Regions from separate parts of the Mus musculus genome. Here regions 2 and 3 are each linked to region 1. The links are chromatin contacts, found by Hi-C or POLR2A ChIA-PET in ENCODE. All regions are on one chromosome and are shown on one strand. Each heading gives the region's core, a stretch centred on a gene start or an enhancer-like site at or near the end of the contact. The rest is flanking DNA. Distances are from core to core; before and after follow the strand shown.

What was found. Hi-C counts contacts between places; a loop is a spot of excess contacts on that map. ChIA-PET counts read pairs that join two places held with the same protein, here RNA polymerase II (POLR2A).
Region 2: a map of left cerebral cortex shows a loop between it and region 1 (5-fold over the local background). The contact joins the enhancer-like site here to the promoter of Phc2 in region 1. A Hi-C loop is called at or near these places in 5 of 37 maps with a recorded cell type or tissue (CH12.LX, adrenal gland and left cerebral cortex). POLR2A ChIA-PET finds 5 or more read pairs at or near these places in 1 of 5 experiments (Patski).
Region 3: a map of left cerebral cortex shows a loop between it and region 1 (6-fold over the local background). The contact joins the promoter of Zscan20 here to the promoter of Phc2 in region 1. A Hi-C loop is called at or near these places in 8 of 37 maps with a recorded cell type or tissue (adrenal gland, gastrocnemius and left cerebral cortex). POLR2A ChIA-PET finds 5 or more read pairs at or near these places in 1 of 5 experiments (Patski).

Annotation. Positions count from the first base shown.
Region 1 is chr4:128,652,694-128,656,592 of GRCm38, reverse strand. It overlaps Phc2 (polyhomeotic 2), which reads right to left and starts at 1,891. Exons shown (of 15, transcript NM_001195130.1): 1 at 1,777-1,891.
Region 2 is chr4:128,696,521-128,700,419 of GRCm38, reverse strand. All of the region lies in intron 1 of Phc2 (polyhomeotic 2), which reads right to left. Among named protein-coding and RNA genes, the nearest start is that of Gm33712, 29 kb to the left of the region's middle. Within about 2 kb of position 2,244, at least 1 of the 3 ENCODE cell types and tissues checked has a DNase peak (open chromatin) inside an H3K27ac peak, as active enhancers do.
Region 3 is chr4:128,608,070-128,611,968 of GRCm38, reverse strand. Zscan20 (zinc finger and SCAN domains 20) reads left to right here and starts at 1,871. Exons shown (of 8, transcript NM_177758.4): 1 at 1,871-1,975.

The DNA.
Region 1 (3,899 bases), core at 642-3,141:
AGTTGCTTGTGTTAGGATTACAGGCATGTGCAACCTCCCTGGCTGTGATCCCTCCCTCTCTCCCTTTCTTTTCTTTCCTTTTTTTTTGATTTTTGATTTTTTTTTTTTTTTTTTTCTGAGCATTGTGCCCAGGGCCAGGCTCTCTACCTTGGAGCCGTTGAAACCACTCCTTTCTGCTTCCACTTGTTGAACCTTTTCTCCGGTGACAAAGACCAGGAGCGAGGTTCACAAAAGCTCACAGGTTGGAATTCACGGGAAAATACCACTGGAAAATCATGATAGGAATGAGACATGTAAGCCAGCTTTTAGAAAGTCACACAGTAAAGGAGGCAGGATTGCAGTATAAAGCCAATTCCCAAATAAAAAGAAGGGGCGGGGGAAGCTATTCACCTGAGAGAATTTTCCTTAGTCACACCACTCACTGAGCCTTCTGTTTCAATGTCCTCCCTAACCTTTGCAACAAACTCCTATTCATCCTTCAACACTTTGCTGAAGTATGCTCTCTGGGAAGCCTTCTTTGACGTTGCATACATTTAACAGATCCATTCTTGCATCTGTTCTTCTGCTATCACTTTGGCTAACAGTTTGTCTCTTCCACCACCTCTCTGAGGACAAGGGCTAATTATCTTAGTCAGTGTAGCATCCTCTAGACACAACAGCGTGCCTGGTTTATACCAAGTGTTTGTCGTTGTGTTGATAAATACGCAACCTGCAAGTACAATTCGCATTTGATTTGCAAACCTAGGTTTGGTCGCTGGGACTTTTCATGTGGAAGCACGTTTCCCCTTGTTGTGAAGAAACGATTTGAGACTCATAAAGTAAGCTCCGACCATGAGAGCACATTAGTCTGCTTTTCATACCCCAGAGACTGGAGCATTTCCCCTCCACACTAAACCTCCTGGGGCTGGCTTGATATTAGCAGCACAGCTCCGTGCTAGCATTTCTATTGTGGCGAAGGCTAAATTACACCACGAGCCTAATGCGGCCACCAGTCTTAGTGAATTGGGGGAAGGGGTAATTAGAAGACAACATTTCTGTAGCAGACCTAGGCGCGGAGATGGAGGAGGAAGTTGATTTAAACCTAGCCATTAAAAGAATACGCCAGAAACTAAAGCAAAACAGGAGCTTCCTCTGGACACGACAACATACTCTAGTGCCCAAGGTCTGTTCCCCACGGTTGTCAGGTCAGAAAACAGGGGGCAGTGCCTACCTTGGGCACCCCTCCTTCTCTACCGTGGGACCTGCTTTGCTTAAGGAGAGAGCTCTTTTCTTCCAGTAACAACAACCACAGTTTGCTCCCCAACGCACCATCTCGATCTCGCCTTCGATGCCCAGCAACCCCCACCAGGCTTAACTCGGTATCTAAAGTGCCTGTGGCTGGGCTGTCAGGCCACGGAAGAGCAGGCGCGCGGTGGGGAGGCCGGACCCCGGTGTCTCCACAGTCCCCCAGAGGACACGGGCCGCAGGGGCGGGCCTCTCCATGTAAGAAGGCCACGCGCCCCCGAGATCACGCGACTGCAGGGACTTCAGCGGCTCTCCTACTGCCTCCCGCAAACCCTGACTCCAGAGATCGCCGCGGTCCTCATCGCGGCCGGGTCCGCGTCGGCGGTGAACCGGTGTCCACCGCGCTGCCCAGCCTTGCGCCGCAGGGCCCTCTCGCCGCACCGTGACAGCTGGGTGCCCAAAGGGTTAAACCCGCCGCGCGACGCCGGGTGTCCCCCGCGCGCCGCCCCGCCGCCGCCAGCCGGCCCCAGCGCGCACGCGCCCGCCCGTTACCTGCGGTGGCCTCCGCGCTCCTCCTCCACCTGGCCGCGCTCTCCCGGGGCCGCCCCTCAGCCCGCCCCCTCGGCTCTCCGCCGCGCACCCTGCTGGCTGCCCAGCTGTGGCCCGCGGAGGAGGGGCCTGGGGGGCGATTACCATGTATTAGCATACCGGAGAGTGTCACGTGCCCACTCCAGCCAATCGTCACTCGGAGAAGGCGGAGATTGAATTGAACACGCCTTGGTGCTGCTCTGGGACTGAACCGGTGGCCATGGCAACGGAGGGGAGGGCGGAGGAGGGGGCGCAGGCTCTGGAGCCTTGCCATCCCTTTGGAGCATCTCCTCTACCTGAACTCCGCACTGGGACTCCGGGTACTTTTCCTATTCTGCATATGGAGAGCACCTCAAATTGGTCTAGACAGGGAAATTCAGATTCCGGAAAGGCTCTGAACACTTAAACCACGTGCCTCACACTTTTCTGCAGCTAACTCTCTGGTAGCTTTAGGAAGTACATATCATAAACTTAATTTGATACTGGGGCGAGTTTATGCTCAGAGAGGCTCAGCCACACACCCAAAGTCACACAACCACCACACTACATTGTAAAGTGGAAATGTGAGAACATCAGGCCCAGGGCTCTCCTGCGTTCTTCACAATTCCAAGCGGTGGAGGGGAAGACTGTATACAAACAGTCGAAAGAAATTTCATACATCAGCAGTGGAGCACCTTTGCACTGCCCGACAATGTCCTTCTGAGGCATAAACCCGGTACACATATTACAGATGAGGCCTGGGCCAAACAGCTGTTAGGAGCCTATAGTTAATCATTCAATCCATGTGTGCTCAAGCTATCAAAAAATTTTACATCCACTCTTAATTGCACTGTTGCTATGGCCACTTTACTGATCCAGACACTGAACCATCGAAGCTGGGCAAGGAAATGTCCATACTTATTCCTCCAGTACTTCACACATTTAGATTCCAATCCTGGCTTATCCTACTCCAAAGCTATATTCTAAAGGCACCTCATTATACCAGGCTCATTGAACTTAGGTTTAGGCATAAGAACACCTTCCCTAATAGGACTGTCACTCAAGATTGAAATATATTCCGTGACAAGTGGCAAGTGTTGAAGTCACAAAACATAAAGTCACCCAGTTGGTAGGGGACTCTAGGATTCTGTCTCTCTGCCTTCATCTCTGTTGATCTGGTAATTCACTTAAAGGGACAAGCACTCCCATGGACTTGTTTAGTTCAGTGGTTCACTGATTTTAATGTAGCATGGACGGATTACTGGATTAGGCCCTGTGGTTTAAATGAACTATCTAGACACTTTAAGATCATTTAAAATATATAAATATTTCTTCCCACCAGACTGACTTAAAATCCAATTTCCTTCTAAACTGCGACTTAAGAGCACAGACAGAGAGGCAAACCTACTTGGGTTAACATTCTGCTTAGCCATTCATCAGCCGTGTGATCTATGGCAAGTTCTATAATCTGTTTGTGCCTCAGTTTCTTCACCAATAAGACAGGATAGGAATGTTGGAAGCATTAAAGAACTAATGTATTAGTTACACAGGCCTGGTCCAGTGGGTAAGAGCCATTAAAGAATTAATGTATAAAAGATATGTAATATAGGCCTGGTCCCGTGGGTAAGACCCCATCCTTGCTAACTGTGGTCATTTCCACATCTGGCCCAGGATCTCCCATGAGATACACAACCCACGTGCTCAGATCTCTCCTCCCTTCCTGGCAGTGGGACACAGAAGTTGCCTGTCATCCCCTGTGGCACATTAAACAGCCTGTTGTGCTGGTGGAGGCTTGTTATCTCTGCAAATGTCATTCTCTTTTCTCAGGACCATAAATAATTCCTGGGCTCAAAGGACCTGGTCTCTCTTGCACATCTCCTAGCACCAAATTACCGGAGTGGCTCCTTGTCCAAGAGGAGCTTGGCAAGCCGAGAGCAGCCATTAGTCAGGGCCCTTGAAGCAGTTTTATGAGGGCCTTAATGAGGGAGATGAGCTGTCCTCAGGAACTGGTGCCGTCTTTCCTGGCCACAGGAAATGAGCTCTTTGTGCTTAAAGGGTCTCAAAGCCCAGGCACAAGGAGTGTTCAGGAAGTGGCCTAGGGACTGGGC
Region 2 (3,899 bases), core at 995-3,494, 43 kb before region 1:
ACATCTTAGATGAATGGAGCTACATCTTCTGTCCTCTTCACAATGTTTTAAACATTTATTCACATTGTATCATATGCAACAATTGTATTCCTCTTTAGGGTTGACTAATACTCCTCTTTCTATATGTGTGCACATCTCTCTGTGTGTATGTATATGCATGCATATATTTGCATATATATGCATATGTATTTGCATATGTGCATGTGTGTCTCTCTGTGTATACCACAGCTTGCTTCTCCATTCACCTGCCTATGACACTCAGGTTGTTTCCACCATTGGCAACGGCCACTGTGCACAATGTTGTAATTCTCTACTATGTAAGAAGCAGTGAATCATGGGGCAACTCCGTGGGGGGAAATGTGGACATCCAGATGTTCTTGTGCCATTTGTTGAATTACCAGTGTTTCTGTGACTCACAGAGGTCCCCTCAAGCTACCTGGTATATGTCAGGACCTGTGTTGATCCTTCCTGTCTTTCCCACTTCTACACGCTGCAACCCCTCGGGCTCAGGATTATTGTGACTGACCTGAAAAATCTTGGTTACCTGGCAGTATCTCACCCCCGGGCTTACTGTTGTGGCTACTGACGCTGTCCCTGTCCCCCGAAATGCCTTCCTTCCAGTTTTCATTACCATACTGTTCAGGTCAGCAGTGCAGGTGAGTCCTGGGGAATAGCATGGAATGCTGCTTCCTTGAAGTCCTCCCCCTTCATAGTCAATCATTACGTCGCTTAAGCCATCCAATGGGAAGGCTGTTGGCACAGTTGGTGATTGCCTGTCTCACATTCATAATGGCCTACTGCAAGGAAGTCATGTTCTTGGTGTCTGCTCCTGTACCCATGGTGTCAACTGTACCCCTGCATGCCTGGAGCTTCAGGCCCTGCTCCTTCTGCTCCCTGAAAGCTTAGTTTCTGCCTCTTTTTAGAACATAAACTACTCATGGTTTCATCATAGCTTTTACCTGTGGTCTCTAGTCTACCCGTAGAGATGGCTCAGTACCACTGCCTGTTTACTCGACAGTAGATGCTTTGGGTATACTCATGACTACTGTGAGAGTAGTTATTAATGTCCCATTTTGTCAATAAGAAATTATCTAAGCCAAGTGTTCTGAGGCAGAAGGATTACTGTGAGTAAAGTGTTAAATGATGAGTTTGAGTTAGCTTGGACTATAGAGTAGTAAGATTGTTTCAAAATATAGATATAGACAGAGACAGATGGGGAGGAGCTATCTAATTTATCTAAGGGCATCACAAAACTGGCAGTCCAAAGCCAGGTGTGTTGACCTGGCCCACTGTTGCAGTGACACTGGGCCCAGTCCCTGTCAGAACATACCAGAGCAAAGTAATGGAGATTACTCGGCTGAATCCTCTAATTACTGTTTATCAAATATTTGTACAAAACCATCCTTCTACATCATTTATACATACACGATATTACACATATGTACCCATCAAACAGTTCCAGAAATCAGACATTACCACAAACTCCCTTGTTTTTCCTAGACAAAAACCAAGGCCTAGTTTCTGAGGAAAAGAATGATTTATTCAAGGTAACATGGCTTTGACTCTTCTAGGACCATGGGAGGGATGCCCAGCAGCCAGGGCTAACTGGACTTACCCAGCCAGAGGGCTGGGACTCATCCTGAGGGGAAACCAGAAGTGAGTTGGTCTCCTCATGCAAAGAGCGTGGAACACTCCGGCAGCATTCAACTTCTGCTTCTACAGTTTGTGTGGCAAAGCTTCCATCTCTCCCTCCTCACACGTTCCTTCTGCCTCAAAGCTTGGGGTGGGTGGGAAGCAAAGGAGGCCTCCTGGAGTTTTAGCTAGGGCTACTAACGTGCCTGTCTGTGGACTCTCGTTAGGGCCTGCCTGCCACATGAGAAATATGAATCTGTACATTTCACAGCGCCCATGCTTTAAACATTTATCCACTCCTCCTCAATTTCCTCTTCCTAGTCTCATTCCCCTTTCTCTTCCTTCTAATGACTGCCTTATTCCGTCCCAAGGCCACCCACCCCTGTGGACTCCCACTGTGAACCACAGCCAAGTCTCACTAATGGCTGACAGCCAGAACTAGAAATATGTTTTTCTCTGGTTCCAACTCACTGTGTGGTTCTGTGTGAGGCTGAGCTCCAAAGCTGCCGTTCCTGTTTCAGTCAGGCCTCCCTCCCAACCACAAGGGACCACTTTGAGCGATGTGCTGACTGGAACTGGCTTGGATAGCGATCTTATTACAGGTCTCTGAGGCCTACAGGGCTTGAGACCCGGCAGCTGGAGAAATGCTGATGGTTCTGTCCTTTCAGGAGCCGCCAAGTCTAGGAAACACTAGGCCTTTGTCCCCAGGGTCAGGGAAATCCATTTGCTGTGGATTATGGCTGTGATGGTGTTCCAGGGAGGCAGAGGGGGAAGATAGTGAAAACAGCTCTTAAACCCTCACCAGAGACCGCAGGTCCAGCGGGATGAGGCTTTCTAATGGGATCAGGGCTTGACAGGAAGAGAGAGGTCTAGGGCCCCCCCCCCCCACAATGGCTGCTCCTGGTACCAGCATATTGGCCTCTGTGTAGAGTCTGAAAAGGCAGCATGAAGGGTTCCTCCTGGGTGCCTCTCTCTTCGAGGGGGGAGACAATGATTGAAAATTCAGTTCTCTAGACTGAGGGAGCTAGGGGAGACCCCCTTCCACCTCCAGGTTGCAGGGTGAATCCCTACACCCCCATCCTTCGCAGAGCTCCGGCAGCACTGTGAAGGTACGGAGGCACTGGGCAGCTCAAACCTCCCTCCTGACCTCCCTCTGTGCCTGCCGTGTCTCTTACAAACCTAGATCAAGGTAAAGAGAACAGGGAGATGGCTCAGCGGATGGAATGCGTGCCCAGCAAGCTCAAGGGCCTGAACTTGATCCCTAAGGACCTAAAAAGCTGGACGGCTCACCATGCACCTGGAACCCCAGCACTGGGTGGCAGGGTGCAGAGAGGGCAGGATCCCCGCCCGGGCTTGCTGGCCAGCTAGTCTAGTCAACTCAGCAAGCTCCCAGCTCAGTATGAAGCCCTGTCTTAAAAAAATCAAGTGGATAAGCAATAGAGGAAGACACCTGACAGTGACCTCTGGACTCCATGCACATGCATGCGCCTATACACATGCACTCATACCCCCCCCCCCCCCCACACACACACACAGGAACACATACACACATGGCGGGGGTGTATGTAGGTAATCAAAGAAAGTAAACCAAGTATATTAAGGAAAGGCAACAAGACAGAAGTGTCAGAGGCATAGCTAGAGCAGACCACTGCTCTAGCAAGCCAGACAATGACCTCATAGCAAAACACAAGAGCGTGCGCTCACATCAGCAGCCTTTTCCTGCTGAGGCCTGATATTTCTTGGTACCATAGAAAAGGCAGATTCTACCGAGCGTTTATGCTCCAACCTGGTGCTGATTTGTTGACAAGCATTCGCAGAAGAAAGAGAAAGATTTGATCTTACCCCTTCTGGGCTGGGCTGGGGAGTAAGGTGTGAGGGCGGGGTTTGTCTTGGCTCAGGAAGCTTCAGTCTCATGGTTCTGAGGTGGGCCAGTCTCCCTGAGGTCTTTAGTGGATGTGAGGAGTGAAAAGAGGCAAGGACTGGTGAACATTGCTGTAAGCCAAGCAGCAAACCAGAGAGGCCAGAAGGACTCAGAGGAACAAAGTTCTCTTCAGTTTCAGACAACCTTGTTGGTCACGGCAGCCCTAGAAAGTATTAAAGTGTACTGCCTACATCTAACTCTCATGAGCCAAACGAGGTCAGATGAAGCTTGTAGGAAAATTGCAGAGACATAACTCAGTCTCGCCAATGTAAGGGCCCTGTGGGTCACATCAGGGGGTCCCAACATGTGGCCTCAGGAGGGTTCCCAAGACTGTCAGCTCTCAGGC
Region 3 (3,899 bases), core at 622-3,121, 45 kb after region 1:
GAGAATTCTACACCTTGTTCTGAAGGCAAACAGAAGACTCTTTCCAGGCAGCTAGGAAGAGCGTCTTAAAGCCCACCCCCACAGTGACACACTTCCTCCAACAAGGCCACACCTCCTCATAGTGCCACTCCCTGGGCCAAGGATATTCAAGTCACCACAGGGAGGTAGCACAATTGATAAGGTACCTGCCACATGTTCAATAAGGGTCTCAGTTCAGGTCCTCAGCATTCATATAAAAGCCAGGAGTGTCAGTGCCATAGGTAACGCCTGTACTGGCAAGTGGGATGGGGAGGCAGAGACAGGCAGATTCCCAGAGCTCATGGGTTAGCTAACCTAGCTGGATCCTTCAGTTCAGTAAGAGACCCTCACTCTAGTAATCAGGGTGGAGAATGCTCCAAAAAGGGCATTCATTTTGACCTCAGGCCTCCACAGGCACATGCACCTGCATGCACAGTGCATCTATCCACACAAACATGTTTACAAAAGAGGCGTTTGGAGTTTGCTGGAGGCTTTGCAGCTAGGGAGTATCAAGGCATAGATCCCACATTGAAAGCAAGTGGCTGGACTCCATGTTTTACCTACATATTATCTTTAATCTCCCAGGAACCTACCCTGAGATGGAGGTTTTGTTCTGTCACCTAAATTTTACAGCTGAAAAAAAAAAAAGACAATCGTGATGGAGTTGTTTGTTTGTTCAAGGACATACAGATGGGATGTATGAATTGGGGTTTGAATCTATGGCTGACTGACTACAAGACCCACATTTCCAGCTTCCTATTAGATGGCTCATACCTCAAGAGTATTTACAGTGTTTATCATAGGGTTTCTATTGCTATGACAAAACGCAGTGACCAAAGCAACTTGGGGAAGAAAGGGTTTATTCGGCTTACACTTCCACGTTGTAATCTGTCACTGGAGGGAGCCAGGATAGGAACTCCCACAAAGCAGGAACCTGGAGGCAGGAGCTGATGCAGGGGCCATGGAGGAAACGCTGCTTACTGGCTTGCTCAGTCTGCTTTCTTACAGAACCCTAGACCACCGGCCCAGGGGTAGCCCCACCCACAATTGCCTGAGCCCTCCACTATCAATCATTACGAGAAAGTCCCGCAAGTTCTCCCATAGTCCCTCTTATGAAGGCATCTTCTTCACGGAATCTCTCTTTTCTCTGATGACTCAAGCTCGTGTCAAGTTCGCATGAAACTAGCCAGGACCGTGGAACAAAGCAACTAAGTATTACACTAAGATTATTCAGCTACAGGGATTAACGTGTTTCTGACACCCAGGGATTCAAACTCCGTAAGACTAATTTACATAAAAATGGCTAGTATCTGCTATCTATAGTTGGATCCTGGATCCGAATTAACAGTTCTAGGTTTATTGCCTCACTGATGCCTCACATAAACCTGTCACATGAATGCTATTATTCTTACTTCACAAGTGAAGAGGTGAGATATAGAACTCTGCCAAACCACTCAACTAAGTTGTGAATTTGTGAATTTGAAATTGTAGTTACAACAGACAAACTCTCTCTTGCCCAATAGATGGTCACTGTATTCACCCTCTTTCCTTTTTTTATTATTTTTCCCTACTCTCTCCAGCTCAACCCAGGGGGCCCCACGCTTCTTCAGTAGACCCCGACCCCACGCCCTTCTAATCTAGACTCCACCCAGTAGGCGGCACCGTCACCGCAGAACCAATGGAAGAGAATAGTATCGAGCTACACCCCCCCAGGCATTGGCCCTGCAAGATTTGTTCCGGTACCAGAGCGCCTGAGAAGATGAGGCACTCATTGGCTGACGTCATCTGAGAGGCGGCCGATAGAGGAGTGGCCACCGGTGCTCGCGCGTTGCCTTTTGGGAGTTGTGGTCTCAGAGATCGGGTTCCAGGGCTGGCGGCGCTGGGACTATGCGTCCCAGCATCCCCTGCAAGAGCCCGGGAGCACTTCCGGCCTGTTGAGAAGTGGGTGTCTCTGTGGGTGAGTCTGGGTGGCGGATGGGGTGCAGTTGAGAATCAGGCGCTGGGCTGGAGGCTTTGGAGGTGGTGGTACCCGCGGGGGAGGGGAGCTGGGAAGGTGAGAGGGGAAAGCAAGCATCGTGGCGTGTGTGTGTGTGTGTGTGTGTGTGTGTGTGTGTGTGTGTGTGTCGGGGCGGGAGTGCGGGCGGGCAGAGGCTGCAGCGTGTGGAGATGGGCAGGGTCACCGAGGGGTCGGGATGAAGAGTGAGTTGGAGAGGCGGGCAGTGAGACGGGTCTTACCGAGGTCTGTGGGTAAGGTGGTAGAGATGCGTTTTGGCTGTGAGGGGAAGTTACCTTAGGGTCTAGAAAAGCACAATCAAGGGAAGAGAGAACTCAAGGGCCCTGGCAAAGAAGTGAAGAGGCCCTGAGCGGAAAGTCTGACCTTAAAATAGTGCTTCATTCTCGACACCTGCGTTCATGTCATCTGTGACGGGACTGGCTATTGTGTTCAATCCCAAACCTGTACTTCTTTCCTCATAACTGATAGAAGTGAAAGGCATCTTTATCTACTGACCCGCCCACCCTCGACTGACCCGCCCACCCCTGCTGACCCGCCCACTGACCTACTTGTTTTACCAGCTGATTCCACCTGCGCCTGCATTCTTCTTCATCCACGCCGTTTGCTGTACACTGTTCGAGGCTTGCCATTTCTTTAGTATCTCTTAAAATGACCTCTGTCTTCCGGGAGCCTCTGCAGAAGTGTCCACATTTTCATTTCTCCAACTCGGAGAAACATTGCAGCTAGTGTGATCTGTTGAAACCCTCAACTGTATACCTTCCGTTTGTTCTCCAGCTTGGAATCCATCCCTGGCATGCAACACGTGTTGAATGGAATCTGATCTAGTAGATTCTTCATAATGCTCTTTGCAGCCCACTTTTCCCATACTGCACGCTCCGGGGCTGCCAAGGTGTTTCCCATTCTCCAGGTGGGCCATTTTGCTTCTCTACTATTTCATAGCCTGCCTCTCTGCTGTAACCTCCCTCCCCCATTCTCTCTGCGTTGTACTCAAGAACCAAATCAACAGTTCCTTAAGCAAATTGCCACCTCCAACTTCCCAGCTCCCAAATCACACTTTCTTTATGACATTGGATTAATATAATTATCTGTGACTTTTAAATTTATTAATTATCATTATTATTATTTGTCTCTTCCACTAGATAGCTTCATCAGGGCAGGCAGTGTCTGGATCATCTCCATTTTCTTTGGTCCAGCCCAGAACAGCAGACATCTAATGTAGATCCAGCAAATGAGTAAAGACTTGGTGAATGTGGGCTAAAGACTCTCAGGGGGAGCTTTGTTAGACCACGTTTGAAAATGGCTACGGACTTCCAGGGCTGTGAGCTTCAATCTTCTTCCTGACATCGATATCTGCTGGGAGCTGAGGTTGTTGGGGGCTTAAGGACAGTGTTGGCCAACACATAGGGATGCATACAGCGGCTTCCTTTACCTGAGGCCCGGCAGCCATTGCTAATTGATCACAACATATATCCATATGGAGCTCATTTCTCAGCAGACTCCTCTAGGTAGCTTCCCCCATGATGGAGGATGGTCGGCTAAGTGAGGCCTATCTGCCACCCCCAGTTCCAGTCCTTAGATGCGAGTCTCCCCTCTTACAGCCATAGATTGCATAGTTAGCCCAGTAGGACTGACAACCATTGGGAGCTCCCAGCTGCTTAGAGGATCCCAACCAATCTGGTCCTCTCTCTGGACCGAGGGAGCATCTTCTCTCCTCCTCTGTTGTCACAGGAGTGGGTGGAGGGGGGGGGGGAACTTAGCTCCGCATTCACATCCAGTACCCAGTTGCCAAGGCCCCGCTCAGCTTCCCTGTGGTAAAGTGGAACAACTTAAAAAAAAAAAGGTTTTTGTTTTTTTGTTTTTAAATTAA